4 separate regions of the Homo sapiens genome follow, and regions 2, 3 and 4 are each linked to region 1. Evidence: chromatin loops called from intact Hi-C (ENCODE). Cell type or tissue: OCI-LY7. All regions are shown on one strand. Links, peaks and the distances in the headings refer to the core of each region. The heading gives the core; the rest is flanking DNA.

Region 1 (7,587 bases), core at 10-5,009:
GTTGAGTGCTGATCTCACAGTCAGCCTGTAAAAAGAAGTCCATCATCAAACAGGTTTTTGAGAAACTTTACAAAATAATCCCAGGTTGGCAACTCCTCTAAATGATGAACAAATTAAAGACCTTCGCCCCGCCAAAGTACTACAGTAAAGAATCCTATAATGGTGTTTTCCAAACTTACTTCGCCATAGCATTCTTTTTTGAACAATTTATGTTAACTTTTTTTGTCATAAATTGAATTAGATCTCCCAAAAAAGAAGTCCTAACCCTTAGCACTTCAGAATGCATCCTTATTTGGAAATAGGGTCATTGTAGATATAATTAGTTAAGATGAGGTCATACTGAAACAAGTGGGCCCTTAATCCAATGTGACTGGTGTCCTTATAAGAAAAGGGCACACAGAAAACAGCCATGTGACAACAGAGTGATGCATTTACAAGCCAAGGAACGCCAAGGATGGCCAGCAACCCCCAGAAGCTGGAAGAGGCACGCAACAATTCTCTCCTAGAGTTGCTATAGAGAACATGGTGCTGACGACACCTTGATTTCAGACTTACGGCCTCCAGAACTGTAAGACAATAAATTTCCATTGTTTTAAGCCACCAGTTTGTGGTACTTTGTTATGGCAGCCCCAGGAAACCAATATAATCCTGAAAAACGAATATTCCATAGAATAAACTTAGAGACCCGTTAATCTGACCATGTGAAAATGAGCAAGTTTGTTATTACTTTGTGCCTCAGTTTTCTCATCTGTAATACGGGGATAATAACACCTATCCAATGAGGTCATTCTGAAGATTAAATGAGATAGACATGGAAGTATTTAGAAGAGTGTCTGAAACATAACTAGTATCCATAAATATTAGTTGTTCTTCATCTTCAAGGCAAATCTCCGTTATCCTAGAGCTGATCCTTTTCAATGATAAGTTCAACAGAGATGATGAAAGCAATCGTAGGACTAGATTTTCCTCATTACACCCGTCAGTGTTCTTTCACTGCAATCAACAGATAACAACTCTGGCTAATAGAGGCAAATAGGAATTTACTGGAAGAGAATGGAGTGGCCCACAGACTGCAGGAAAAATGAAGACTGGGGTCTTTGAAAGGACAGGAATCAGGGCAGTTGTGGGGTTCCAGGAAGCAAGACACCAAGATGAAAGAATGCCAGTGGTTTTCAGACTCTGCAGTAGTCTCCAGGGATCAGGCCTCTGATTGGCCTAACTTGGCCTAGTGCTTCTCTCTCCGGTATCTGAAGGGGGAACATGTGAACCGACAGCCCCAGCAGGACCATGCTCAATGGGAGAAGGGAGGTGTCCCCTAAAGTAAAATCAAGATGCTATTAACAATAGATGAGCGATGGCTCCGAGAAAGGCAAAACTGACAGACGTCCACGAGGGCATCTGAGGAGCCAGGAAAGTTAGGGGAAAGAAGAAGTTCTGTTCTTGGGGTTTTCTGAGAGCTTCCTGATTCCCTCTCCTCTTCCCTCCAGCTGTGTTTCTAGCTAACAGTCACTGCCCCTGTATTTCTCACTTTTCATTTTATGCTAATATCCATTACTTAAAATCGTTGATGGTTTCTTTTCAGTTTCTCATTGCACCAAAATTAATTAGAAATTGTTATAAAGTGTTGGGGGCTGAGAGTAGAGGGATCAACGTTTGATGTCACCTGAGCAAAACAGGAACAAATAAAAGGGTAATTTTCTGTATCTGCACTCAAACAAGTATTTTGCTATGTCTGTATAGTCAATGGAAACCACTCTTAGATTTACCAAGTCTGATTTCATAGTTAAATATATCTCCTTTTGTTTAACTGACCAAGTGACTTCTAATTTGGAATGTCTTCACTGTTTGTCCTAGCATGATCAGAAGGCTTTAAAGAACCCTCACTCAGAAACCTCATATTATTTTTGGATGCCTCCGGTGTAAAAGCACCCCCTGCGTTCCGAATAATTCATTTCAAGAAACATGGTATTAAGTGTTTAGTATGTACCAGGCGCCTGAATAGGTGCAGGGGTAAAAATGTCTTGACACCAAGGAACCTCCGGCATTTGTGAATCTGCTGAACATCGCCATTGATGGACTGGATGCTGCCGCCTTTGCCCCTCCCCCTCCTGCCACGTGTCATCGCGCCTACTTAGCGACACCTAGTGGTCAGTAAAGAGAACTATCTGAATCAATGACGCCTTTCAGGACTTCTCTCAACAGAGTTTGACCAAGTTTTCTTCTGCTGTGTCAGATCCCTCTCCCAGATCAGATCATTAGAACCTCCTCCAGTATCTTATGTATATGTGTCTAGAATGACTTTTTTTTGAGACAGAGTCTTGCTCTGTCGCCCAGGCTGGAGTGCAATGGCCTGATCTTGGCTCACTGCAACCTCCACCTCCCAGGTTCAAGTGATCCTCCCACCTCAGCCTCCCAAGTAGCTGGGATTACAGGGACACGCCACCACGCCCGGCTATTTTTGTATTTTTAGTAGAGACAAGGTTTCACCATGCTGGCCAGGCTGGTCTTGAACTCCTGACCTCCGGTGATCTGCCTGCCTTGGCCTCCCAAAGTTCTGGGATTACAGGTGTAAGCCACCGCACCCAGCCTAGAATGACTTTTTAACATCTCTTTCTGTACACATTTGATCAATAACCTTGGAAACATTATTCTTGTAGCACATTTTATTGCTGTAAGGGCAAGTTAAGACTTCTGAATAAGCAAAAATGATTACTGAGCATCTCCAATGGAAAACTATGCATTCTTTACAGCACACTTTTCTAAGTTATTTGTTTCTATGGAATCTGTGTTTTTTTCTTGTCTTGGAGTTATTCTAGAGCTCGGTAGATTGTGGATAAATACAAATAATTCTTGTCTATAAACATGCAAATAAATTCTGCCTGATGGAAGTTCAGTAGACTCCACCTTACCCCACACCCGCACTCCACCCCGCCTCCCATGGAAAAAGTCAATTTTGTGTCCATTGGTAAATGAATTTCAACGTTGCTTTACTCTATATAAATTGGTCTTTGACCTTGCCTTTGAACTGGTGGTGACCTCTGGCTAGTTTCCCCTTTAATTCATGAGTTAAATAAAATTTTGACATGTTTTCATTCTATTATATGTAAGAGTCATCGTTTTATCTTTTTCAAAGTTATTCTTTAGCATTGGTAATTCAAAAGAGACATTAAATTTAGCTGAGAAATATCAGACTACCTCTAGTGCTAAATATAAATTAAGTAAAAGGTGTCAAAACCTGTGAGAAGAGTCTGAGATGTTACCCTACTTGTAAGTTAACAGGTCAGCCTGCCTGTTTCAGGGATGCTCACAGAAGACTCAAGACTTCTGGAGTTTTGAGTGAGACAAAGGACTTTGCTACTCACAGCACAGTAAACAGAATTAGCTCCATATTGGTCTTGATGCTTTTTGGCCCTAAGTCTACCAAGGACAAAGTGGAGCGGCCTAGATGGATGCTGCACATACTGAGGGTTCGCATCACAATTGAGGACCCAGAGCTTAGGGAACATGAATCTTTTGTAATGGGCTGCAAGCAAACCAGCCCAAACTTTGTCTCAGAGGCAGACCTTATTTTTATTTTACTGGACAGTAAGTGAATCTGCCCTTTGCTCTGGAAGGAGACAACCTCTACCTTCAAAGCTGTTGTTCACTGTACAAGCATCCATAAAATAGAGTACCTCTGCTTGCAAGTTGTACCTATACACAAAAAACCCATGGAGAACTTTCTCCCAACAAAAAGAAAGCATTAAGTTGTCTAATTCACTTAAACCTATTAGAGAATATCTAGTTGGTGCCCAATGGGCTTCAGTTCAAAAGAGGGAACTGAGCCCACATACTGAGTAATCCCCTTTCAACAGATACACAAATTCATATGGAAATGATTTAAGAATATATAAAAGTGTGAACATATACCCACTTGCTCAAAAGAAAGCACTTTCACACATATATTTCCTTGCTGTGTTAGTGGAGAAGGCCTAGAAGCGACAACACCCTGGTAGTGTCAAGCACATCTAGCTCCCAGATCTTGATTACTAATACGATTCTCCAATAAAAGGAATGAGACGTCCTTGGAGAAATAGATGGCTCTAAGATTTCAGCAGGAAATGCAAAAGATGACCCTGAAGCATCCTGCGTACCAGAAAGTAAGAAAGTGCTAAAAATTTTAACTAAAAACACAAAAAACTAAAACCATGATGGTGATCAAAGGGACCAAAGAGCCAACTGACTGAGCACCTAGTGGCCAAAGCTAGAAAATTTAGAGCAAGAAAATAAAGAAAATAGTATTGGATTATAACCAAAGTCTAAAAATAAATAAATTAATGATTGAGTAAATAAATAAGAGAGAATACACAGATCTATTCCAAGATTCCAAGAATTCCAAATAAGTTATCTAGACTCTCCACCCTTAAAGAGGTGGAGCATGAATCCTCACTCCTTAACTATAGGCTGTGTATAGTGACTTTTTAAAAAGTACGGTACAGAAAGGAGAAAAAAGGAGTAACTTTATGGTGGAGAAACATGATAAATGCAACCTCAGCCAGAGCCAGGTGATCAAGGTTAACATCATGGTCATAAATCAGATTATAGTATACACCCTTGGTATCTAATCATGAGAAAAACACTAGACCAAACCTCAATTGAGTGATAGTCTATGAAAGACCTGACTAGTGCCCCTTAAGATTGTCAAGGTCATCAAAACCAAAGGAAGTCTGAGAAGCTGTCACTCCCAAGAGAAGCCTAAGGAGACATGGCAACTAAATGTCATATAATATCCTACATGGGATCCCAGAACAGAGAAAGGGCATTAGGGGGAAACTAAGTATATCTAAAGAAAGTGTGAACTTCCACTGGAGGTCGGGAGTTCGAGACCAGCCCAACCAACATGGAGAAACCCGGTCTCTACTAAAAATACAAAATTAGCCAGGCGTGGTGGTGCATGCCTCTAATTCCAGCTACTCTGGAGGCTGAGGCAGGAGAATCGCTTGAATCCAGGAGGCGGAGGTTATGGTGAACCGACATCACGCCATTGCACTCCAGTCTGGGCAACAAGAGCGAAACTCTGTCTAAAAAAAAAAAAAGAAAGTATGACCTTTTAAAATGATAAATGTATCAATTTTGGTTAATTAATAATGACAAATGTGCCCTGCTAATGTAAATGTTAATAATAGGATAAACTGGACGCGGGGTAAATGGGTACTCTGTACTATCTTAATTTTTCTGTAAAACTAAAATTATTCTAAAATAAAAAAGAGTCAAGCGTGGTGGCTCATGCCTGTAATCCTAACACTTTGGGAGGCTGAGGCAGGCAGATCACCTGAGGTCAGGAGTTCGAGACCAGCCTGGTTAGCATGGTGAAACCCCGTCTCTACTAAAAATACAAAAATTAGCCAGGCGTGGTGGCGGGTGCCTGTAATCCCAGCCACTGGGGAGGCTGAGGTGGGAGAATCAGTTGAACCTGGGAGGTGGAGGTTGCAGTGAGCCGAAATCATGCCACTGCACTCCAGCCTGGTCAACAGAGCGAGATTCCATCTCAAAAAAAATAAATAAATAAAATAAAATAAAAAATAAAAAGGTCATTTTAGTAAAAAGAAAGCATTTCCAATTCTTCTCCACTTTCTCATTTTCATCATGTACAGATGGAGATTCCAATGCAACCATTTCCATATTGTTATGTTCACATTCTCTTCATTCGGAAAGGCTTTAAATTCAGTAAGAATTCTTTTTTTCAGTGGGATCTTTGTTTGATCAGTTCTTCCTCTCCCCTTGAGGATCATGGAGTTACAGAAGGTTGCTTTTTAAAGGATGTGCCTTTGTTAAGTTTAAGATTTTAATTCGGGGTATAATTCCCTGGCTGGAAAGCGTCCAGATTTCAGGTTTTTTATAGTATTCTTAAACAGAGGCATTACACCACCAATAACCACCAATAACGAACAGAATGAATCCTCTAGAAGAATCTCATTAATACAGGTGAGCCCAGAGCTCTAACTACTGGAGGTGTGGACTGTTGAGGGTCAATGAGGACCAAATACCAGTCCTGCTAGAAATTCAGGGAAGTGCAGCAGGCCCAGTGCATGGAAGAGTACAGCCGGGCACTGGCTGCCAGCTCACACTTGCAAAGAGCCAACCACCTAAAGGAGTGTGGCTATTCTGCCTGCGAATGAGGGCAGTTGCTCTAATGAAAGGGCATGCTAGGGGGAGCTGCAGGTTTACAGAGCACCCTGTAGTTTGTTTACTGAACAGTGATGGCCATGAAGGCAACTGAAGGCTGAGATCCAAGCTGTGTGTAGCAAGCCCTCCAGCACAAGTCAAGGCTGCCCTGGGGAAGAGGTACCTTGTTATTGTGTGCAATAGTACCCTCCTCCAGCTAAACCCTGTGCTCATGGGTTTGCACCTGCCCAGATTTAATGAATCTAAAATTTACTCTACTTTCTGTTTGGGCTCGAATGATAGTGAGACAGTGAGAAAAAGGGCTCCCCAGAGAACCTCTGACCGGCCTGTGCACTGGGAGGATGGAGTGGGGCCTTGGGAGGTTCACGCCATTTGCAGCGGGTAGGAGCCTGGCCTCTCCTATTCCTGGGTGGTAACCTGGGATTCAGTCTGTGAGATGGGGGCCTGTTAACAGGAACCCCTCTTGCTTGGCTGAAAGAGTCTTTTTTCTTTTCTCCCAATAAATTCTGTAACCTTTCACCCTTTAAAGTGTCTGCATGCCTAATCTTTCCTGGTCGTGTGACAAGAATCCGGTTTTTTTTTCCTACAGCAATAGGAACAGGAACAGAAGTTAACATCAATTCTAACATTGAAATATAGAGATCGGTCTCTTGAAGGACAAAGAGTAAACAACAACAACAAAAAAAATTAGCCCATATAAAGAGTTGACATAGCTGAAAATGCAGCACATCCATAAAGGAGCTGAACCCAGTAGGATACAATCATAAAATCATATTTTTTCCTCAATACTCCCCGTTCTGACCATCAGGTTTTTCTCTGTCCCTTGGATGAAATCTTAGGCAGGTTTCACAGATTTCCTAATAACTCCTAGCTTTAATAAAATCCAAATCAGTCTAATTGCCATATAACTGTAGTCCAGTGTACTATAAAACACTATAATCCTTTTTTTAAAAAATTTACAGTGTTTCCCCATCTCCAACTTAAAAACTGGAGTAGAGGGAGAAGGTAATGATCAGCGTCTTCACCATAGCCTAGCTCCCTGTCCAGCCCCATTTGCTAGGTCTGATTTTATGATTTCTCCAGGGTCAAAGGGGGAAGGTGAAAGCTACATCATCAGGCCTGTCTCTTGAGCAGTTCCAGTGCCTGAGGAAAGGGGACAGTCTATTGGGCTTTGGGCCTTAACTCCTCATTCCTACACATCACTACAGCTTAATTTGAAAAATTCTGCTTTTCACGATAACCTAAGGGACCATCAAGATGCCCTACAGTGGGGCCCTTCAAGTGGCCCCACTCATTCAGTTGCCCCAGGCCCATGCCCCACTAGGGACAGCACTCCCTGCGCTAGGTCTTGCCTGGTGAGTTCAGCCCCTGCATGGCTGGTGTACCAGGGCTGGCTCCTTCTCTCCTGGGATGTTCATGCTG
Region 2 (7,587 bases), core at 1,700-6,699, 360 kb before region 1:
GTGTGAGCCCAGTGGATGGGGTGCAGGCTCCTGGGCTCAGACCACAGAGGCTTGTTCCTCCCAGCCCTGAGCAGTCAGTTGGAGGCACCTCCTCTCGTTACTGATGTCACCTTTGCCAAGGTCCCTGGCATTGGATCTGATGTCTGGCTACAGTTTGATAGTCTATTGATCTTTATTTTTTCTAAGTGTCCCATAGCCAAAAAAAATTGTCCCATAGCCAAAAAATTTATATCTGGAGGCCTGAAGGCCAAGACGGGCATTATTACTGCTGGTGCTCTACCTGGAAGAAGGCTGCTCTGTGAATGATGGGCTCAGGAAGGGAAATGTCTATTTATATGGGAAATTCGTTCCCAGGGGATTATAAAAGAATCTCATGTTTTCCAACAGGAAGGAGCACACTGAGCAAATCAGGAGCAAATGTCCCTCACGTAACACCTCCTTTTGGCCATTGTTCTGTATTACGTTACATTAATTTGAACCACGTGAAGCTGCCAATATTTGACAGCTTTTGACTGGCAAGAACAATCTCATATATTTCCACATAATAGACCCACTCTGCCTCCTGCCACTCATTCATTCAACAAATATAAAGGAACCGTTCACCTATTAGGGATCAGGCAGTGCTCTAGGTGCTGAGAACACAGCCAACAAGAAGACAGATGAAAACGCCTGCTTTTGTGGAGCTTGTTCTAATGAGGAAAGAGACAAGAAAATAAATAAGTGAAATAAATGTAACGTGTTAGATGGTGGTAAGGGCTGTGGAGAAAAAGAAAAAGTGCTACGGGAAGGGGTGAAAGAAATGTCAGATTGAGGGGAGAGGGGAGGGAGATTGCATTTTTAAATAGTTGGACAGCGAAGGTGACATTTCACAGAATAGGTGACATTTGAGTAAAGACCTAAGCCAGGTTGAGAATGAGCCAGGTAAACCTATGTGGGAGAACCTTCCAGCAGATGGAGGTGTGAGTGCAAGAGCTCTGCCAGAGGTGAGAGGAGGCCTAGCACTTCAAGAGACCCCAAGGAGGTCTTGTGTTCACAGCAAAAGGAGGAAGGGGAAGATAACAAGAGATGGGTCAACAAGGTAATAGGGGACGAATTGTATGGGGCTTCATAGGACTTTGCTGGAACTTTGGCTTTTGCTTAGAGTGAGGTTTACAGCAGAGGAGTGCCTTGATTTGATGTATACTTTTAAATAATCAGGCTGGGCATGGTGGCTCATGCCTGTAATCCCAGCACTTTGGGAGGCTGAGGAGGATGACTTGAGCCCAGGAATTCTAAACAGCTTGGTCAACACAGTTGAGGCCCCATCTCTAAAAGAAAAGAAAAGAAAAAAATTGGCCAGGTAGGATGGCATACACCTGTAATCGCCGCTACTCAGGAGGCTGAGATGGGGGGAATGTGTGAGCCCAAGAGTTTGAGGCTACAGTGAGCCACAATCACATCACTGTACTCCAGCCTGGGTGTCAGAGAGAGACTCTGTTTCAATAATTATTATTATTATTATAATAAAATAATAAAAGATCGCTGTGGCCTCGCATTGAGAACAGACTGAAAGGTGGTAGGGCAAGGGTAAAAGCGGAGACCTTAGAGCTGACTGCAATGGTCTAGGTGAGTGAGACAGCAGGTCTGCACCAGCGTGGCCTGCTCAGCTCACTGCGCATGATTGTGCAGGTGATGCAGGGAGCAAGGCACCAGCCTCATGGATAGGTGGGGCTGGAGTCTAGTCAGGGCACTGAGCATCAGCCCAGAGTCTAACTGTGGGGCTTCAGCCATCCAAGGAAGGAGTATCGTTCTCTACTCAAAGGCTCTGCCACCCATTCAGTCATGGGGGTGATGTTTTTCTAAATTGTAGAAAAGCAACACAATATAGACCAGCAAAGGCTCTGCTGGTAGCCAGAAGGTGATGAGAAGTGGCCAATACTTCATATATATCCTGGATCAATCTTATCTGCTCTCCCAACGGGTTGGATGACAGGCGTGACAGAATGAGAGAAGTCAAGGGAAAAATGACAAGGTCGAGCACGGCCTGAGAAAATGGAAAGGAGAAGGTCCCGTTTGCTGAGATGGGAAAGACAGGGAAGGAGCAGGCTGGACAGAGGCTGGAGATAGGCCTGCATTAGGCCAAAGATGCCCAGTAAACATCTCCAAATGGAGATCCTACTGCCACCCAGTAGGCAGCTGGGTCTGAGTCTGGTGTTTAGGGCAGAGGTCCATTGGAGCATAGTTAAATAATGTCAAAGGCTTCTTTCCTCAACCTTAAATATTTTTTGTCACTCAGAGTGGCTCAGGAAGAACATCAGCAAATACAATTGGTAATGGTCTGAGGGTCAGCAGGTGGCTATAGTCCCATCCTCTTAGCATCCCACAGAGGTCATGCACTGTGGAGCTTCCCCAGTGAGGCAGCTGTCTGCTGTTGCAGAGGGGCTAGTATGAGAGAGGTTTTGCTCAGGATAAATAAACATTATAGATTTAGGTGTCAGGTAGTCTAAGCTTAGAGACCAGATGTTTAGAGAGTTGGGGGAAAATGTCAGCTCCTTAACACCTGGAGAGTTCAGGGCCAGTCCAGTGTGAAGTGCAGAGAGTTTGGGGCCCAGTCCAGGAGAGACTGAGGCTTTCTCCCTGGAAGAAAGAAGCCACTCTTCCAGGCTGTCCAGAGAGCTCCAGAGGTCACTCATCTGACGGTCCTTCTCAGCTGCATGGTTCTGCTCTCTGGCCCCAGTGGCTCATCAATGGAGGCCATTGTCCTGTCATACTCAGACCTCAAAGAAGAGAGAGATTTGACAAAAATTAGCTGGGCGTGGTGGCACACCTGTAGTCCCAGCTACTCAGGTAGCCGAGGTGGGAGAATCACTTGAGCCCGAAGGTCCAGGCTGCAGTGAGCTGAGATGGTGCCACTGCACCCCAGCAAGGCAACCGAGTGAGAGCCTGCCCCACCGAGAGAGAAAGAGAGAGAGAGAGAGATTTACTCCCACATCACCCATTTCCCAGTATCAGATGTGTCTACACCTGAACAATTAGGGTCTCTCCTCCTCCTTCCAAAATGAAATAAACCACCCTGAAGGGCCTGGTTGACCCCTTCTGCAGGCCTAGTCAGGCATCATTCATTCCACGTTGGTATACTCTGCTAGAGAAAACACCAGGGCCATCACTTCCACAGGCTGGGACTAGGGATAGAAGAGTTAGCAGGTGCTCACAGTCCCCATCCTCTCAGCTAGCAGTGTGGGACTGTGCCGCACAGAAAAGACAGCTTCTGAGAAAAGCATTTGGAATGAAGAAGCCCAAGAAGCCTCTGGATGCAGGAGCCATAATATTATACAACAGACCATAGAGGCCTGCAGGACTCAGCACAGTCATGAAACAGCCACCAAGGACTGGGAAGCCCAACAGGGAATCTATGTGACACAGAGATGGACTGCTTACCAGCTAAGCGGCATGTGGTTTGAGTGAGCTGGGCTGCATCCCACCAGGATGTGGCATGGCCCACAACTAGAAGGCTAACTTTATAGGCTCCCTGCCCCCGATTAGGGAACTTCACTTTCTTGAAAACATTCTCAAGGCATGAAGTTGTCTGTCTCTTCCAAGGGAATGATCACAGACTACTATGATCATGGATAACTCCCTTTGTCATGTGCTGGATTCCCTGACAATCCCACAGCAAGAACTTCATTTATGACCACTGCCTCCCATGACCACACCCAGCATCGTGGAATTTGCTGGATATTCTACACTCCTATGAACCATTACCGGTGCATCTAAATGAGCACTGGAATGGCCGGTTCAAGAAGCAAAACAGAGGCGCTGTCACCCTTGCTTCATAAAAAAAGAGAGCAGAGAGGTGATGGGAGCCCTCTGCTGGAGCACAGGCCCACGTGTTTCCAGCTGAACTCCAGACCTAGCGCACCTCTCCCGTTTGGAGAGTGGGGAGCCTATGTGGCTGTTGACCTTGGCCTGAGGGTGTCTGCACCAAGTGACACTCGTATTTGCCTCAAGCACTTTGCATGGTGCTTTGCAAAGCTGTCCTTGAGGGCTCATGTGCCCAGCTTGATGGGGAAAAATTGGGAGGTTCAGGAGCCTGAGCTAGGGTGAGACATGGGCCCTCGAGCCAGAGTGGGTTCAAATCCTACCTCTTCAGCTCACTGCCTGGGTGACCCTGGGCATGTTGCTTAACCTCTTTAAGCTTTACTTCTTATATATAAAAAGCACTCAATATAGTGTCTGGAATGTAGCAAATTCTTTTTTTTTTTTTTTCAGACAGGGTCTCGCTCTGTCATCCAAGCTGGAGTGCAGTGGTGCAATCTCTGCTTACTGCAGCCTCCGCCTCCCTGGTTCAAGCGATTCTCCTGCCTCAGCCTCCCGAATAGCTGGGATTACAGGTATGTGCCACCATGCCTGGCTGATTTTTGCATTTTTAGTAGAGTCAGGGTTTTAACATGTTGGCCAGGCTGGTCTTGAACCCCTGACCTCAAGTGATTCACCTGCCTTGGCCTCCCAAAGTGCTGGGATTACAGATGTGAGCCACCACGCCTGGCTGCAAATTCTTAATAAAGAGAAGAAAATAATTTCCAGTGTTGAAATTAGGAGTTCTGAAGAGCCCTTAGAGCTTGTGGCTTATTAAGAAAATAAGCTGAATAACTAGTAAGTTAAAGTGTGCTGAGAGACCTTCCTTTCCTTGTTTAAAAGGCCTATCAGGCTGCAAGGCCAACTTGAGCCAGCTGGGGAGGGTCACTCAAAAGAGTGAGAAAGGACGCTGTCTGTCCACAAAGCACTGCATGCTGAGGTGCTGAGGGTGGTGACCAATTCTGGACCACAAACCTTTGGTGTGGTTTAAGGAGCCGCTCCTTGCCTGCCCCATGGCCCAGCAAGTGTGCGAACAATGACACACCCAGTTTGATCAGCTTGGACACACTGGGTGAGAGGAAGTGGTGTCGTGGGAAGGAGTAGGTAGGAAAGGAGAGAGTTATAATCTCGACACCTAGAGAAGAGCAAGGGATCCAAGTTATGGAAAGGCAAATTTGTAATCCTCTGTCGACCTTAGGTTTCTGTGAGAGGAAATCCAATACAACAGCTGGAGAACTGTATTTTTAAGACAAACCTGGACTGCTCCACCACCCAGCTTCTACTCTCCTGAAATCACGAGATGCTCAGCAGGGTGCTGCCAGAACAGGAAATAACTAGAGCAGCTGATTTCACTGCTGATATGAAAGTCATGGTTCACCTTGAGTGATTACACGTAGAACACCAGACCTCCTGGGGAGAGGAGGAGCTGGTGGGAACCTGTAACTTTAATGTAAACTGAGTCCACACACTGGCAAAGATAACACTTTGACTTTCATTGCCATTTCAAATCCAATTCCTTCTCATGACTGTCATCATGACTTTGTATGTAAATAGGGCAGAGATTAAGTCATCCCTTTTCACAGAAAAGAGGTGTGGAATGGAGGAGTAATTTGCTTACAGGTCAGGTCAGAAATCCATACTTTATCCATGAGTTGTTGCAAACCTAATGCTCAGAAATATACAATACGATCATTACAATGAAGTATAAAATTCAAAATAAAACAAGGAATTAATTTTTGATTGCTAGTTCTGATGAGTTTGGACCAATTTCATAAAAGGCGTCACCAACCTTTATCTCTTATGCAAAAAAGCTTTGTTCAGAAAATTTGAGGTAGCCAGTGCAATTAAAACTTGTGTACATTTTTATTTGAAACATAACTATTTCCAATGTTAATCAAGTTGGCATTAGTTGAAGTTGCCCCCAAGAAGTTTCATGTGTAGCTCCAGGGACATAAGGAGGGAAAAAGCAATGAGGATATTATGCCACAGTAAGGCTTTGGAGTCTGGGGGTGCTTTGAGTGTTTCTGCGTTCAGCCACATCTGTGAGTACAGATGGATTTCAGTCCACAAAGCACTGCATGGTGACATGCTGAGGGTGGTGACCAGTTCTGGACCAAAAACCTCTGGTGTGGTTTAAGGAGCCCCTCCTTGCCTGCCCAGTGGCCCAGTACGTGTGCAAACAATGGCACATGCAGTTTGATCAGCTTAGACTCCCCAGGTGAAAGGAAGTTGTGTTGTGGTAAGGGGTAGGTAGGAGAGGGGGGAGTTATAATCCTGACACCAGATAAAAATCGATTTCAGTTTTGAAAGATAATTTTGGTCAAGCAGAGGAATCTACTGGGATCACCTTCAAATGCCCCAAAACATCTAGCGTAGAGAAAGTCTATTAGAAAATAGCCTACAAATTTTAAAACTACATAGATTTTTGCCCACCTTACTGTAGGACTTTGGGAATCAGGAAGGTGAAGAAAAGGCAAAAAACAGACTGCAGCCATTATGCATCCAGAACTTGTCCTTTTGGATGATACCAACAACAAAGTGATTATGGCTACATAATGGCTACATAATTAAGAAGAAGTTAATCTCTGTACAGAGTAAAGTTTCCAGAGCAAGTATAGGAGCTTTTTTTTTTCTTTTTTCTTTTCTTTTCTTTTCTTTTTTTTTTTTTTTTTGACTGAAATGTTTCTATGTCTGCAATTCCTGTTTTTTCCCAGTTTCATCCCATGGCTCCACTAAACCCTTAAGGCACAGTTTATCAAGGAAGCCCATTAGAGTGGCATCTCTCAAGCCACTTCCTGCCAAGGGACAGCATTTCTGTCTAACTCCTGTAATTTTGAAGATGGAGACCTTCCCTGACTGGGTGTGTGATTTCTAGAAAAGAACCCTGATCAGTCAGCTGATAGTGCACAGGAAGTTGCTCTGGCTTTTTACCGAAACCATCAATTTGGTCTTCATGTAACATTAAAGATTCCTTTTCAAAAGGAAATCTTTAAGCATGGACTTTAGATCAGTGAACGCGACAGGTCACTGGACAAACCTGGACATAGGCGTACCTTATTCTGAGTTTGGGAATAAAACAGGTGATTATGATGGTGGCATGAGTCAGGTACCAAGAGAAGGTCAGAGGCTGGGACCCATGGGGGTCTGGGTACCAACCCCTGCTCTGTCATTACTGGGATTTCTGAACCCCAGACTTCTCATCTACATGGATAGGGTGATAATATCTACTGTGGGGTATTCTTATAAGAAGTAGGTTTCATGTATATGTAAAGTGCCTGGGTCATAGCAGGCACTTGTTAAACAGTAGTGTTAATAATCATTAAGTTACCTTAAAATGGTATCTGACAGCAAAGTTGTGGTAGGCTGAATAACAGCCCCCGAGGATATCCACATCCTAATCCCTAGAACATGAGAATGTGTTCCTTTACATGTATATAGAAAAAAAAAAGTTATTTTTTTCCTCTACATTTTCAACACTTTGCATCTGGTCACCAAAATGTGGGCGTTGTTCTTATTTGTTTGTTTGTTTTGTGGGGTTTTTTTTCTTTTTTTTTTTTTTTGCCATGTCGACCAATTCCCTGATACCAGCTGGGTGTCCTACAATTCAATTCGGTTCTGACACTATCTACCTGGAGTTAGCATCAGGTGCCACAGACGAAGGGCGCAGTCTTTCAAAACTGCCCCCACTTCAGACACCAGTCAAAAGTCCAGGGTTCTCACTTGTGCTTCTAACAGACTGGCCATAAACTGGGG
Region 3 (7,587 bases), core at 1,101-6,100, 65 kb before region 1:
GTAATTAGAGGCTTTTAGTGGCTGACAATCACTGAGCATCTGTTGAAAGATAAGTGAATAGTAAAATTAGAAAATTACAGCCTCCATCAAGGAATGCAGCCCTCCCAACATCTCGAGACCCATTTCAGACTTATAACCTCCAGAGCTGTGAGATAATAAATTTGTGTTGTTTTAAGCTTCTAAATTTGTGGTTACTTGTTACAACAATAGGAAACTCATACAATAATTTTTATAGAAAGAATATACAATTAAATGCAAAAAGTACACTCATCTTAAGTGTACAGCTTGAAGAGTTGTCTTCCACATATTAATTGAGTGTAGCTAATTCATAGACCAAGTCATAGCACATCCCAGCAGCAGCCTATGATTCCCTCCTGCAACTGCCCAATTTGTACACTGCACCCCTAAAAGGAAAGAAAAATTCATACATTCAAAATACTTCTCACACCAAATGTGTGGAGTTTACCTCACATTAAGCAATTCTCCAACTCTCCAGATACCAAGTGGGTGTACTACAATTTACTCATGACACTAACTACCCAGAGTTAGTGCAGACCCCATAGGTTGAGGACTCAGCCTCGCAAGGCTGAAACCAAATTTAGACACCAGTCAGTAGTCCCAAACTGTGACCTGTCCATCTGGCTAACTAGCTATCCATTGGGGGTTGCCATGACCTTCTCTTTAGGTTTGATAATTTGCTAGAATGGCTCACAGGACTCAAGAAAGTGCTTTACTTACAATTAGCAGTTTATTTTAAAGGATACCACTTAAGATCAGCCAGATGAAGAGATACACAGGACAAAGTATGAGGGTGGAGCTGAGAGGTTCCGTCCTGCTCCACATGCTGCACCCTCCCAGCAGGTCTGTGTTTCCACCAACCTGAAGTCCTCCAAGTCCTGTCAGTTAGGGGGTTTATGGAGTTTCTATTCGGTAGGCATGATTGACTAATTAGTGGTCCCCAACCTTTTTGGCACCAGGGACCAGTTTCATGGAAGACAATTTTTCCACAGATGGGGGGTGTGGTTTCAGGACGATTCAAGCACATTACATTTATCATTCAATTCTCATAAGGATGACGCAACCTAGATCCCTTGCATACTCGGTTCACAATAGGATTCACACTCCTACGAGAATCTAATGCTGCTGCTGATCTGACAGGAGGCGGAGCTCAGGCGGGAATCCTTGCTCACCCACTGCTCGCCTCCTGCTTTGCAGTCCAGTTCCTAACAGGCCATAGACTGGTACTGGTCCACAGCCTGGGGGTTGGGGAACCCTGGACTAAATCATGGGCCATTGGTGACTGAGCTCAATCTCCAGCCCTTCTCCCCTCTCCAGAGGTTGGGGGAGGGAGGGAGTGCTGAAAGTTCCAACCCTGTAATCAACCATGTGATTCCTCTGATAACCACCAGCCTCCAAGAGTCACTTCATGAAAACAAACTCACATATGATGAAATAATATACAATAATTAATATAGATAACAAAAGACATTCCTCTTGCCTTTATCATCCAGGATTTTACAAGTGTTTAGGAGCTATGTGCCAGGAAATGGGGATGAAGACCTAATATATGTTTCTTATATTCTTAATGTATCACAATACCACAGCCTCCAAAAGTAATCTCTATTCTGACTTTTATAAATGTTGATTAATATTGCCTGAATTTAAACTTCACATAATTAAAATCATATAATTAATTCCTGCAAGATAGTGATTTAAAATAAGTCAGAAGTACTTTTTATTCCTGGCAATCTTTCTTACTCCCTTAGCCCCTTCAGAGAATAGTGAAGAACTCAGCTGCAAAAAAATTGATGTCAACTTTAGAGATAATAGTTATGAAAGCCAATGTTTTTCTTATCAAGTGCCAGGTTTTATTGCGAGAAGAAAGGAATTTTGAGTTTAGTTGAGCCAGAGCTAGAGGAGTATACCAAGCTTGTCTGACCCATGGCCTGTGGGCTGTATATGACCCAGGATTGCTTTGAATGTGACCCAACACAAATTCATAAGCTTTCTTAGAACACTGAGAGTTTTTTGTGATTTTTTTTTAGCTCATCAGCTATTGTTAGTGTTCTTGTATTTTATGTGTGGTCCAGGACAATTCTTGATCTTCCATTATGGCCCAGGGAAGCCAAAAGATTGGATATCCCTGGAATTTAGCATAGAATTCGTTTTAAAAGTTAACTAGACTTCCTGTCTCTGAACTTACAGTTTTTTCCTTAAAGGCCCCTGAACAACTGCACAGGCCATTCATCACTGTGTATGAGTCCATACACATATTATCACCAGGTGTCCCACTCAAATTCTGTCTGTAGGAAAGACTGCCCTTTGCTTTCAAGGCCAACCCTGGTGTCAGATTTGCATTGCAGTCCGAAGGATTTTCCTGCCCAAATTCTGCTTCCTTCCTTTTTTATCTCTCATGGGATTACTCCTTCCCCTTCTCATCAAACCTCCTCCACTTACTTCTGTCTCAGCTGCTTTCCAGAGAAACCAGCTGACCACTTCATACCTTTGGAGGAGTGATGTTTAGAAGAACGGAAGAAGAGCTATGTGCAAGTGCAGGGTGAGGCTGTATGCAGAGAATTACAGTAACTGCTTTATGTCATCGGGTAGGTGATGAGAACTAATACAAGAGGAAGAATTTAGAATGAGAACAGATAAAATAATATAAGTTCTCTCCTCTACTCTCGAGAATTTGGGGGAAAATTGGTGAGGTCATCAGCTTTCCCACAGAAAGTTGTACAAGACTGGAGTTACTTTATTTGGATGCCAAAGCAAAGGGCAACCCAGAAGGCTGGAGAATTCCTGGTACCGTGCATGCTAAATGCAGCAATAGGTTAGAATGATACTCCTGGGAAGAGTATGAGTAGGAAGGACAGAAAACAGCACTGATTAAAAGTGCAAACTCTGGGTTTGAATCCCATCTCTGCTATCCTACCTAGTTGTGTCACCCTGGCCAATTTACTTCACCTTTTTGAGCCTCAGTGTCATCATCTGTAAAATGGTGATAACAAAAGGAACTATCTCAAAGGGATAGGGTGAGGGTGAAATAAAACAATTCTTGAAAAGTACTTAACCGAGTTCCTGACCTAGACTACATATTCTGTAAACGGTTGTTTTCTTATTAAATTCTAGGAAACATCTGCCAGGGAAGGCAGATGATATTAAAGAAACAAGACCAGACCAGGGAATGTTATTATTCTCTCACACATAGATATAGTATTGCTATTGTTCAAGCAGAGCCTGTAGTTACAAGAACTTTCAAAAAGGACTTAGTTACTAAATGCATTAGAAATAATGTACAATTTCTACCCTACAGGTGCCACGTGACCTATTAAACATTTTATATAACCTTACTCATGGTTATGCTGAACTCTTAACATAGTGTTTCATCAATGTTTATTTAAACTTGCGGATATGCTGCAACCAGAAGCGGGGATTTCCAAATTGGTTAACCCCTATTCAAGGACAGTTGGGGGAAGCTCAGATGTTTTTTCTGGGTTTTTATGGTTTTTATTTGCAGCTGTGTTATTGCAACAGCAATCATATTGGTGCTGTGAACTTATGTAACAGAGAGAAAAGGTATAACACCAAGTAAAATGTATGAGACGCCCCTCGGAGAACCCTGCATTCCATTCCAGTACCCCGGCTTTAACTCTGTTGCTTCTCATCTCAAATCACAGTCTCCACATCTTGTCACCCTTTGCCTAGGCCTCAGCTTCCTTTCCTGATGAGCAACTTCAGATGAGGGGTGCATCTTGTTTCCTCAGTCCTCCAGGGTTCTCCTCCCGAACTGTCGTGAATGGTGAGACCCTGAAGACAATAGTCTATACCTGAAGCGGCCCAAAGACCTCCAAGCGGGAGCAATCCTTACACTGTGTTAAAAGTTTGCTTAACTTAGTGATTTCTCACCCTGGTACAGTCCTAATATGCAATTTTAACATTTTTTGAGCTTTCATTATGAACCAGGAACTGCCCTAAGGTATTTACATAATTGAAATATGTAAATTTTCTCATAGGATTTTGAATATGTAAATTTTCATAAGGATTGAATGTAATGTAATCCTTATATTAACCCTATGTACTATTATTCACATGCCCATTTTACTGATAAAAAATGAAGGCTGTGTTAAGTAACTGGCTGAAGGTCACCTAACCAGGAAGGAGCTGCTCTGCTATTAAACTGCCTCTCAGTGATAACTCCCTGGAAGAGATGAGACCTCTGGGAGACACCCACAGCCATTATTCTGCTCCTTCTAGTATCATAACAGACCCTAAGAATGGGACTGAACGTTAGTCTCTTTTTTATACATGTTCTTAGTTTCTACTTCTAAAACAAGTGTGCAAGGTTTTTTAAAATCAGAAAAAGATAAAGATATATTAAAAAGTAAAATATATCAAATTAATCTACAAGAAAGATCTTCTGGTCAGTTTTTTACTTCAAAAAGCATTTAAGGCCGGGTGTAGTGGCTCATGCCTATAATCCCAGCACTTTGGGAGGCTGAGGCAGGAGGATAGCTTGAACTCAGAAATTTGAGACTAGCCTGGCCAACATGGCAAAATCCCTGTCTCTGCAAAAAACACAAAAATTAGCTGGGCGTGATGGTACGCACTTGTAGTCCCAGCTACTCAGGAAGCTGAGGTGGGAAGATCGGTTGAGCCTGGGACATGGAGGCTGCAGTGAGCCAAGATCACACCACTGCACTCCAGCCTGGGTGACAAAGTGAGACACTGCCTCAAAACAGATGAAATAAAAAGCATTTAACCTTTTAAAGCCTCATTCCTTAGAGCAGCATATCCTAAACTATATACATATGACATCATCCAGGAATCTGGCTAAAATGCCCTCTTTGTTTCAGCTCCTGCATTACTAGTAGACTCCCAGGGGATGCTGCTGGTGGTGGTCTGTGGGTGATGCTTTTAGCAGCACTTTCACACCCCTGTGTTACGGCAAGGATACCCAGCATTTTGCCTATGCCAGAAGTCCAACCCCTCAACCCCACTCCGTATGCTAAAGCCCCCTGGCTCCTCCAGACTCTGGAGGGTATCCCACACTCCCTGGAGGGTATCCCAAACATATCCTTAACCTAATCTACCGACACACCCTTAACCTGCTGCTAGAGACTCCACACTGGCCCCTGGCACCGAGGCCATTCCCACTGACTTCCTCATTCTTGTCTTCAGATCACTAAGGACTTCTGATGGTCAAGGGCTTTTCTACCTCTGCACTGCATAGAGATAAATGCTCTCAATTCTCAGCTGAGGGGCCCCACATGTCTGTTCCAAATCTCCTCTCTTCTCAAGCTCCCAACAAGTCTTGTCACCCAAATCTCCCTCAACATATGACCTCATTTTTTATTTTAATTTAGAGCCATGTCAGGGGCCATTTGACACAAGCTGTGTCCTCTTTCTTCCTCTCAACCTCTATGGAACTCTATTTCTACATCCATCTCTACTTCCTTGTTCACATCAATGTGTCCTCCCTGCTTTCCACAGTCAATCCACTGTCTGGGCCATTGGCTCAATCCTTCTTCACCTCCTCCACCTCCTCTACCTCCTCCCAAATGCTCCTTCCTCATTTTCTTCTTCTCTTCCCATCTTTAGCAAACTCCTGTCCTCTATCTGCAACCTACAAATGTTCAGTTCTCCACTAAGAGAAACACCTTTCACCTGGTTCTTCCCATTTCTCTGATCCCCACCATTACTTAGATGACTCAGGCACATCATACACAAGCAAAATGAAGCCCCTGATTCTTCTCACCCTGCCACGCCACACCCCTGCACCTCCCCCCATCTTCCCAGCTCAGGAAATGGTCCTAGCTTTCACTCAGACCAAAAACCTAGGAGTCATCCTTCATTTGGCTTTCTTCTTAGACCCTACCCCTTCAACATCATTTTGCACATCCTGTTGATGTTTCTACCACCACAATATAGTCCAAAGCTGACCCCTTGTCACTATTTGCGGTGTACCAACTGGATCTAAACCACATTTATTCCTTGAATGAATTATTCAGCATCTTCCCGTCATATTTCCAACTTCAACTCTTGCCCTATACAGTCCATTCTTCACAAAGCAGCCTAAGCGAGTTTAGAAGTTGTAAATCTAATCAAGTTACTTCTCTGTTTAAAATCTACTTATAGCATCCCCTTGCACTTAGAGTAAAACACAAACTCCTTCTCTGCTTCTCTGATGTCTTCTACCACTTTCCCCATAGTTTATCAAGCACCAGATATACTGTGCTCAATCTATGCACTTTCTCTTTGTATAGACTGGAATGTGCTCATTGTGTGCCATGTTTCATTTTCATCATAGCACTTTTAATATCTGCAATTGTCTTCATCATTTACAGACTATCTCTCTCACACTAGAATGCAAACTCCATAACAGTGGTGATCTTGCCTGCCTTACTCACCTAGCAGTGAACAAGCACCTAGTGGGATCTAATAAATACAGGCCTCTTGAACAAGTAAATTAATGAGTTAACCTATTACTCCTGGTAGCTACAAGCCAGTTCTCCACTAGGTAATTCACTGTAGCAAACTTCTGAAATGAATAATCTATGACCATTGCTTTCTTTTTTTCACCATTGTTCCCCATTTTCTCTGTAGTGTAACTTCTCCCTTCACCATTCTTTTGAAACTTCTGCCCTGAAGGTCACCACGGCACTTTAATGACCAAAACAAACCGTCTTTTTTAAGATCTCAGCCACCTTAACCTTTGTGAATTTGACATTGTTAACCACTTCCCTTTTCTTGAAGAATCTCTCCTCTCCCTAGGCTTCTGAGTCACTTCTTCTGCAGACCAAATCTTTACCAACCCTTTTGCTGGCTCATCTTTCTACTCCTGATCTCCACTCATGAGTCTTCTCAGGTGACCTATATCAATTTCTCAATTCTACATATTCGTTTTTGGTGAACGCATCTCCTAGGACTTCAGCTGTTACTTCTTTGCTCATGAGTCTAAGTCAGTCTCTGCATCCTGACTCTCTCCCCTTACCTTCAAACTCATGTTCCAAATCCATCCTCATGCTATGACTTTCCTTTTTCTCTTAAGGAACTGCTCTTCCCAAAGAATGGAAAACACCTCTTAACTCTCACCATCTTACTCATTGCAATCTGTAGATTCTTCCTTTGAAATGGTTCTGTTCATCATTCTTTCTGCTACTGACACTCTTCTCACCTCCCATAGAGATATACTACAGTAGTCCACTAATTAATTTCCCCATCTCTGGAGTCACCTTCTGATATGGTTTGGCTGGGTCCCCACCCAAATCTCATCTTGAATTGTAGTTCCCATAATCCTCACATGTCATAGGAGGGACCTGGTGAGAGGTAATTGAATCATGGGGGCAGTTTCCCCCTTGCTGCTCTCATGATAGTAAGTTCTCATGAGATCTAATGGTTTTATAAGGGGCTTCCCCCTTTGCTTGGCTCTCACTCTTCACCTTCCTGCTACCAGGTGAAGAAGGATGTGTTTTCCACCCCCCTGCCCCCACCCCCACTACTGCCATGATTGTAAGTTTCCTGAGGCCTATCTAGTCTTGCAGAACTTTTAAACTTCTTTTCTTTATAAATTACCCAGTCTTGGGAAGT
Region 4 (7,587 bases), core at 1,754-6,753, 67 kb after region 1:
AAAATAGGGTGCTATACAAATATACAGAATTATACCTGTGCATAAATTGTACCACCCAGGAGCCTGCCTGGGTACATTCTCCTTAGAAGGGACAGATGGGCGGGGAGGGAGTGAAGAGCCTGTATAATTGTTCCTGTTCTTTAAGAAGAATGTCAGCTTTCAAGACCCCATCTGTTTCTAGCCAGACAAGAAGAAATTATGAGCTAGGTAGTAAGAGGCCCAGGAAATAGAGCTCCAAAAGAAAGAATAGGAAGACGGCTAATGAGAAGTATAAACAGCTAAGGCATCGGGGAGAGGAAGACATATGCATAGTTACCAGCAGTTACATTTACTTCAACGTGACCTTAGGTCCCACATTAATAAACCAAATTTGAAATATTAATATGAACACTTAAATATATCTTTAGCTATGACTGTTGCTATTGGCAGATTTTAACTTTGGTCTCCTTTGTTACTGAGAATTCTTAGATTGAGACTTTTGAAAATTTTTTTAGACATAAGCCTTACGTTTTTCTTGTCTGGTTGTAATCAGCTTGGTGGGCTTTTTATTTTTATAACCAACTTTTATTTCAAAAAATAAAAATCTCAGTGTTGTTTCTCTGTTACCTAGCATGATTTTAAGCTGCTTCCTTCAAAATATTAGCTGGCATTTGAAAAGTATTATAAAATATTTTTAGTATAAAGTTTATATTTCAGTGTATATTTTATTACAAAATATTTTTATAATTTGGAATTAAAATGTTAATTGAATTGTAAAATTCAGTTGCACTTAAAGTGTGCAATGCCTTGTGCTGGTCAAAAATAATACTAAATCCTCTTTAAAAGTCTTGGTAAATTATAAAATGAGATTTTGATTTATACATACCACCACTAACCTATTGTGAACAAAGTCATAATTTCATTAGAATGTACATATTTTTAATAGAATTTATAAAATCCCTTAGGCTTGCAGGCTGTATATATTATTGTAAGATGATAAATCCATTTCACCATTTAAAAAATTTCTGATTTTAAAAGTAACATTTATTGTAGAAAAAATCTGAGTAAGGATAGAAAAATTCAATTTCTTTACTTAGAAGGTAATATTTTTCATTTTTTCTATACATCTTATTTTACATATTTGAGCTCATAATGTATATAAACCATTCCAATTCATCTTCCTTTAAACATTGTTCTAAGCATTTCCTTGAATCATCGACAACCCTAAATTCCTAATTGCTCTGTAAGTTTATCATATGGATATGCCACCATTTTCATATTTTCCTAATGTTGGATGCTTAGATTGTTTCTGGCACTCAGAAATTGTCACTAAGTTGTTAGAGGAATAGTATCTCTTTAAAAGTTTATATTTCTTTAATTACTAATTACATTTGAATATTTTTGCAGGTGTTAGTCATTTTTTCCTTTTTTTTTTTTTTTTTTTTTTTTTTTTTTTTGAGACAGTGTCTTGCCCTGTTGCCCAGGCTAAAATGCAGTGGCAAGATCTCAGCTCACTGCAACCTCTGCCTCCTGAGCTCAAGCGATCCTTTCACCTCAGCCTCCTGAGTATCTGGGACTACAGACACACACTCCCATGCCCAGCTAATGTTTTTAATTTTTTGTAGTGACAGGGTTTCACCATGTTGTCTAAGCTGGTCTTAAACTTCTGGGTTCAAGTGGTACTACTATGTTGGCCTCCCAAAGTGCTGGCATTACAGGCATGAGCCACTGCGCCCAGCCTATGGTTTTTGCTTTGTTTTGTTTTGTTTTTAATGAACCATTCCAATTTTTTATTCCAATGTTCCTCGTAGTACTTACTAATAATGCATATGGTCCTTTATATTAAGGATAATGACTATTTGGTAATACTTTTGGGAAATACAGTTTTGGTTTAATTTTTTTTCTGGTAAAGTAATCGTTAAATTTTGAAAATACAAATAAGAATATAGAAGAAAATCTGCTAGGTGCAGTGGTTCATGCCTGTAATCCCAGCGCTTTGAGAGGCCGAGGCTGGTGGATCACTTGAGGTCAGGAGTTCAAGACCAGCCTGGGCAACATGGTTAAACCGCGTCTCTGCTAAAAAATATAGAAGTTGGGCCGGGTGTGGTGGCTCACGCCAGCACTTTGGGAGGCCGAGGTGGGTGGATCACGAGGTCAGGAGTTCAAGACCAGACTGGCCAACATGGTGAAACCCCGTCTCTACTAAAAATACAAAAAAAATTAGCCAGGCGTAGTGGCACACACCTGTAATCCCAGCTACTCAGGAGGCTGAGGCAGGAGAATTGCTTGAACCCGGGCAGCAGAGGTTGCAGTGAGCCGAGATCGTGCTGCTGCACTCCAACCTTGGGCGACAGAGCTAGACTCCATCTCAAAAATATAATAAAAATTAAAAAAAGAACATAGGAGAAAATAAAACAGTCCATCAGGATTTCTAACATTAAATACACACACACACACACATACACATATATACACATACATTTTTTTTTTGAGACAGGGTCTTTATTGCCCAGGCTGGAATGCAGTAGCATGATTATAGCTCACTGCAGCCTCAAACTCCTGGGCTCAAGCAATCCTCCTATCTCAGTCTCACAGTGTGTGCCACCACACCCAGCTAATTTTCAAACATTTTTTGTAGAGGCAGGGTCTCACTATGTTGCCCAGGCTAGTCTCAAACTCCTGGTCTCAAGCGATCCTCTCATCTTGGCCTTCCAAAGTGCTGGAATTACAGGTGTGAGCTGCTGCACCTAGCCAAGTTTAATTTTAACTGAATTAATACTTCATGTTCTTCATGGTATTCTGCTTAGTTCATGTAACAATATAAAATAAAAACTGTATTAAATACTTTACATTTAAAAATATTACATGGTATTCCATTATATAGATATGCCACAAATAGTGCCTTAAAGATGGACCTTTAGTGTTGCATTGTTTACTACTCTAAACTTTGTGATGTTCTTAAGATAAATTATAAATGGAATTGCTGGGCCTGAATGTACTCACACCTTTAACTTCATGCAAATGATCCTTCCAAAAGGCTAATTCAATTCCCATTAGCAGCATTTAGAATACCTGTTTTCTTATAGCTCACTAAAAATGGATATTTCTATTTTTCTTAACTTTGAGGTATAGTTTACATGTAATAAATGGACTCATCTTAAGCATACAGTTCAATTAGTTTTGACCAACATATATGTACAGCCATGTAACCACCATCCCAATCAAGATACAGAATGCTTCCATCACCCCTAAAAAGTTCCCTCTTGCACATTTGCATCAGTTCCCCTTCTCACCCTAGGCTCTAGATAACCACAGATGTTTCCTGTCAGTGTAGGTTACATTCTGTCACTATATAGATGGATTCATACAGCATGTACTTTGGGGGCCTAGATTATTTTGCTTAGCATGTCTTTGAGATCCATCCCTGTTGCTGCTTGAATCAGCATGTCTTCCTTTATTGTTCAGCAAAAGGCCATTTTATAAATATACCAAAACTTGCTTATCAACATGTGAATAAACATTTGGGTCAATTCCAACCTGGGGCTATTGTGAATAAAGCTGCTGTATGCTTATATAGGTCTTTAAGCCATGACTCTCTAAAAAGAGGTAATCCACTTTCATACCTGGGAGGTCTGTGGACTCTAGGTATATCATCCACTATTTCAAATCAAGCAAATTTCCCAGAGGAAAGCCTAGATCTTGTTTTGGGATCAAATTAGCAGGATGAGGCAATGGTGCAAGATATAATTTTGAGAGCATCTTGGAAAGCTATCTGGAAAGCACCTGATCACCCTCCTCCTGTATCAGCAAGAAGCATAAGACTCCTAATGCTCACTGCCTTCCTCTGTCCACGTCTTCTGGCTCCAGACAAGTCTAAGAGTCCTGCCAAGTCAGTCCCTGTCCCCTCCCATGACAGGGGAGGGTCAGAGGAGAAAATAACGACAGGCATCATGCAGTTTAATGCCAGATCCCCTAAATAGCTCCAGAAGGCAGTAGCAGGGTCAGGCTACCCCACAGGCCACTTGAGCATCTGCCCAGTGGCCTCCAGGGTATTCCAGGTACTCTTCTCAGCTGCAAGAGAAATGTGTACTTTATACCTCAGGAGAGTTCTGTGCAGTGATTTACAGGGCCTACCTTCTGGAAGTAGAATGCTAACTTCTTAAGAGCAACAATCCTGCCTTATACGAATTTTTATACATGCAAGGTACATAGCAGATACTCAAATATGGTTCTGGGTAATGTATAATCTAAGCCCAAGATGTAGGCATGGACTCCTGACTTATAAGTATTCAATGTTTAATAGTTAAAATATGGCCTTTAACACTTCCAATGAAATATTTTCAGTTATCACTTTGAAATATTTTTCTTTGGAATTGAAACTAATGATGGAAATTTTATGTAGATGTATTGTAGACAGGTTGTTTTGTACCATTGTATTTTGAGAAAAGCCAGTAAACTTTATTCCTTCTCTTCCCTTCGCCATTCCCCTTCTGTAGCAGGGACCATTTGGGGGATGAACATGGGGGTTTGTTTTAGAGACAGAATCTTGCTTTGTTGTTCAGGCTATTCTGGAACCCCTGGCTTCAAGCTAGCATCCTGCCTCAGCCTGGGATTACAGGGGTGAACCACTGCACCTGGCCAGCAGGGGCCATTTTAGAGTAAGCTTTAAAATTCTAAGTTTTCAAAAAATTAAACTTGAAAAACAAGATAAACTTTGCAGTTATTTTTATTAAAAGCAATATGATAGCGAGTGGCACGTTTGCAATGGGAATCAGATTTTATAGAGAAGAATGGTTTACAGACAGCTTTTTAGGAAAATATCTCCCATCATAAAGGAGGGAGCTAGACCACTAAAGGAAAGCCTTCCGAGCCTTGCAGACCAAGAGAATCTGGACTGGGTCTGCTTGATTATCCAGGAGCTACATCACTAATGTTAGCTCTCATCTATTGCTCGTGGCAGAATGAGGTTTTTTATCAGGCATGTTTCTCTTCCCTCAGTTCACAGACATTGGGACCTTCGAGACAGTGTGGCAAGTCAAGTTCTACAATTACCACAAGCGGGATCACTGCCAGTGGGGAAGCCCCTTCTCTGTCATTGAGTATGAATGCAAGCCCAACGAGACACGCAGTCTGATGTGGGTGAACAAGGAGTCCTTCCTCTGAAAGTGGCTCTTTCTGATGCTACTGGACAATCTTTTCAGAAATCTACTTTTAGATAAACCAGCGCAGGCCTTAAACAAGGCATGCCACACCATTGCTGTTCCCCATCTGGTACTAATGACCTACTAGCCCTGGTTATTTTGAAAGTGTAATTCCCCTCTGACACAATATCCCTCACATACAAGATGGTGATGTACCACTCCCGAGAATATTCCCATCTGTATTTTGTGCTGATGTTCCTGCATCCAGTTGTTCTCGGTCATACTTTTGACCACTTGTGACTGGAGTTCAGTGGCCCTGGCAGGCTTGTCCTGCTCTTGACCATTCCACTGACTAACTTTGGTGTTTTGTTTCCAAGTTAAGTGATTCCTCCTTTTTTTTGTTCAATGTTAAATTTAAAAATAACAATGTGTATGGGTCCTCCCATGTGTAATATGGTAACATGTAACTTGCAGTGTTTGCCAGCTTTCAAAGCAGGCTTTGTGAAAATGTAATACAAACAGCAGTGAATGGGACTCAAATGTTGTGCTTCCTATAAACAGCTCCGCTCTTTCAGGGAAGGATGGTAACAAACTAGAAGGACAAATATGTACGTATTTATAACGTATTAAAACTCTTTTAAGTAGCTTAAGGTATTGTGCAATGGCCTAGCCTAGTAGAAATGGGGGAAAAGCATTGCTGTGGACCATTGTTAAAGTGACAGGAGTTGTAGGGTTACCCCTTTGACAAGCTTCCATAGTCTTCAGACACGCACATTGATGGCATCCCTACAGTCTTCTTCACTTGAACTTTGTAAAACTGCATATGGACCTGTAATCAACTTTTGATATTTCTTAATAAAGGCGTTGAAAATCATGCCCTGACTTGCATTCTTAATTTGGGCAATAATTATCTAGCAGGTGAATCCCTGCTCTAGGCCAGCTTCACTCAGGCCTGTATGCTACAGGATGACGGGGATGTATCCGGAGTAGAATTAGCACACCTATTCATGAATCAAGCCTGACCTTTTAGCAGGATTGCTCCAGCCAAGTTTAACAGGGCTAGCACAGGCCCAGGTGCTTGGCGGGCAATCAAAAAATGCTTGTACCTATCTCGCTCCATTACTCTTTCTGTGGTGACCCCTCCCCAGTTGGTGAGCTATGTGACTCAGTAGCAGGAGAGCAATGGTGCTATAATAGTGTGTGTACATCATGGTTGAGGCCTCCTTGCCTACTTCCAGCACCTTGCACAAAGCCCATATACCATACAGTTTAAGGATAAATTCCATAAGAAGGAAGTGAACTTCCTCTTGAAAAGTAACATGCTATTTTCCAATAATGTAATATTTACTTGGGCAGCACAAATCCTATAGTATTGGAAAAAGTTCGTTGGGGATTGTTTGTTTTTGCTACCTGTAAACCCTTCTTATAAGAAAATGCAAGCTACTGGGAGTATTTTTAAAAGTTGATTCATTGTAGAACTGAATTTGAAAGGCTGGCACTCAACACCTTTTCTACCTCCAAATCGCTTACCTGCAGTGATGCTGTACAGCCACCAGGGAACAGCAATGCCTTGCCTTTGGGGATCATAAATGATGTTAAAGGAGTGTAACATGTTTCTCAATAAGCTTGTGTTTTTTGTTTGTTTTTTTGTTTTTTTTTAAAGTCTTCATTACAATTGCTAAAACGTAAGTACTAACCCATTCCTAATGACTATTTTTTAAAACCAACACTCAATTATTTGAACAGACATTGAGATATTTAAAACAATGGATTTACTACAGAGGTTTTTCTTCCAGAATATCCAATAGAAATGCAGAGTGAATAAAAGATTTAAAATAAAAAGTGGGAACTACACAATTTAATATTTACTAATTTGATTAGTAAATATTTTCACTGGTGAAACAGGTTTTCAAGCCAGGGACTAGAGCTTGAGTATTTGTGTTGAGGGTGGAGACATTATCATGACTTTTGCAATAATCCACTCTTTTTTTTTTTTTTTTTTTTTGAGATGGAGTCTCACTCTGTCACCCAGACTGGAGTGCAGTGGCATGATCTTGTCTCACTGCAACCTCCACCTCCCAGGTTCAAGCAATTCTCCTGCCTCAGCCTCCTGAGTAGCTGGGATTACGGGCGTGTGCTACCACGCTCAGCTAATTTTTATATTTTTAGTAGAGATGGGGTTTCACCATGTTGGTCAAGCTGTTCTCAAACTCCTGACCTCGTGATCTACCTGCCTTGGCCTCCCAAAGGGCTGGGATTACAGGCGTGAGCCACTACGCTGGGCCCATACTTTTTTTTTTCTTTTTTAACTAAAGGCTTTATTTAGAGTTTGAAATGAGTCAAAGCAGACTTGGAGGAAACATGTCCTGGGATAGCTGCGCTGTTATCAGTGTCCCACAAACGAGCCAGAAGATGAGCCCTGGCAGAGCACCTGGAGCGTGGGAGTCCTGCTCACATCCTGGATGGT

Evidence for each region. Hi-C counts contacts between places; a loop is a spot of excess contacts. Peaks named below come from ENCODE experiments on the same cell type or tissue, not always from the same donor. Only the 100,000 strongest peaks of a DNase experiment are listed, where the experiment ranks them.
Region 2: a loop joins it to region 1, with 2.6 times the contacts of the local background. A loop is called at or near these places in 3 of 110 quality-filtered maps.
Region 3: it touches region 1 in a loop (4-fold over the local background); 23 of 110 quality-filtered maps call a loop at or near these places.
Region 4: it touches region 1 in a loop (3-fold over the local background); 5 of 110 quality-filtered maps call a loop at or near these places.

The regions. Positions count from the first base shown.
Region 1 is chr2:68,356,727-68,364,313 of GRCh38, reverse strand. It overlaps LOC101927723 (a long non-coding RNA gene), which reads left to right. Exons shown (of 2, transcript NR_187652.1): 2 at 1,855-3,097. Among named protein-coding and RNA genes, the nearest start is that of PLEK, 4.8 kb to the left of the region's middle. RefSeq lists an enhancer at 2,004-2,073. In OCI-LY7, for the core only: CTCF peaks have their summits at 2,153 (motif pointing left), 4,017 and 4,217; a DNase peak (open chromatin) is centred at 2,113; H3K4me3 peaks cover 645 bases; H3K27ac peaks cover 1,609 bases.
Region 2 is chr2:68,719,236-68,726,822 of GRCh38, reverse strand. It overlaps a transcript of ARHGAP25 not described here. Among named protein-coding and RNA genes, the nearest start is that of ARHGAP25, 12 kb to the left of the region's middle. In OCI-LY7, for the core only: CTCF peaks have their summits at 3,658 and 3,860 (motif pointing left); DNase peaks (open chromatin) are centred at 3,852 and 5,152; H3K4me3 peaks cover 1,331 bases; H3K27ac peaks cover 1,223 bases.
Region 3 is chr2:68,423,262-68,430,848 of GRCh38, reverse strand. No RefSeq gene overlaps it. Among named protein-coding and RNA genes, the nearest start is that of FBXO48, 40 kb to the left of the region's middle. RefSeq lists enhancers at 6,506-6,615, 6,736-6,975 and a silencer at 7,316-7,385. In OCI-LY7, for the core only: no CTCF peak of the experiment used is centred there; a DNase peak (open chromatin) is centred at 3,458; H3K4me3 peaks cover 2,708 bases; H3K27ac peaks cover 4,312 bases.
Region 4 is chr2:68,291,417-68,299,003 of GRCh38, reverse strand. CNRIP1 (cannabinoid receptor interacting protein 1) reads left to right here. Exons shown (of 3, transcript NM_015463.3): 3 at 4,978-5,994. The coding sequence ends at 5,142. The region is part of intron 1 of PPP3R1-AS1 (PPP3R1 and CNRIP1 antisense RNA 1); the gene reads right to left. Among named protein-coding and RNA genes, the nearest start is that of CNRIP1, 25 kb to the left of the region's middle. RefSeq lists a silencer at 3,290-3,389. In OCI-LY7, for the core only: CTCF peaks have their summits at 4,595 (motif pointing right), 6,475 and 6,689; DNase peaks (open chromatin) are centred at 3,293 and 6,663.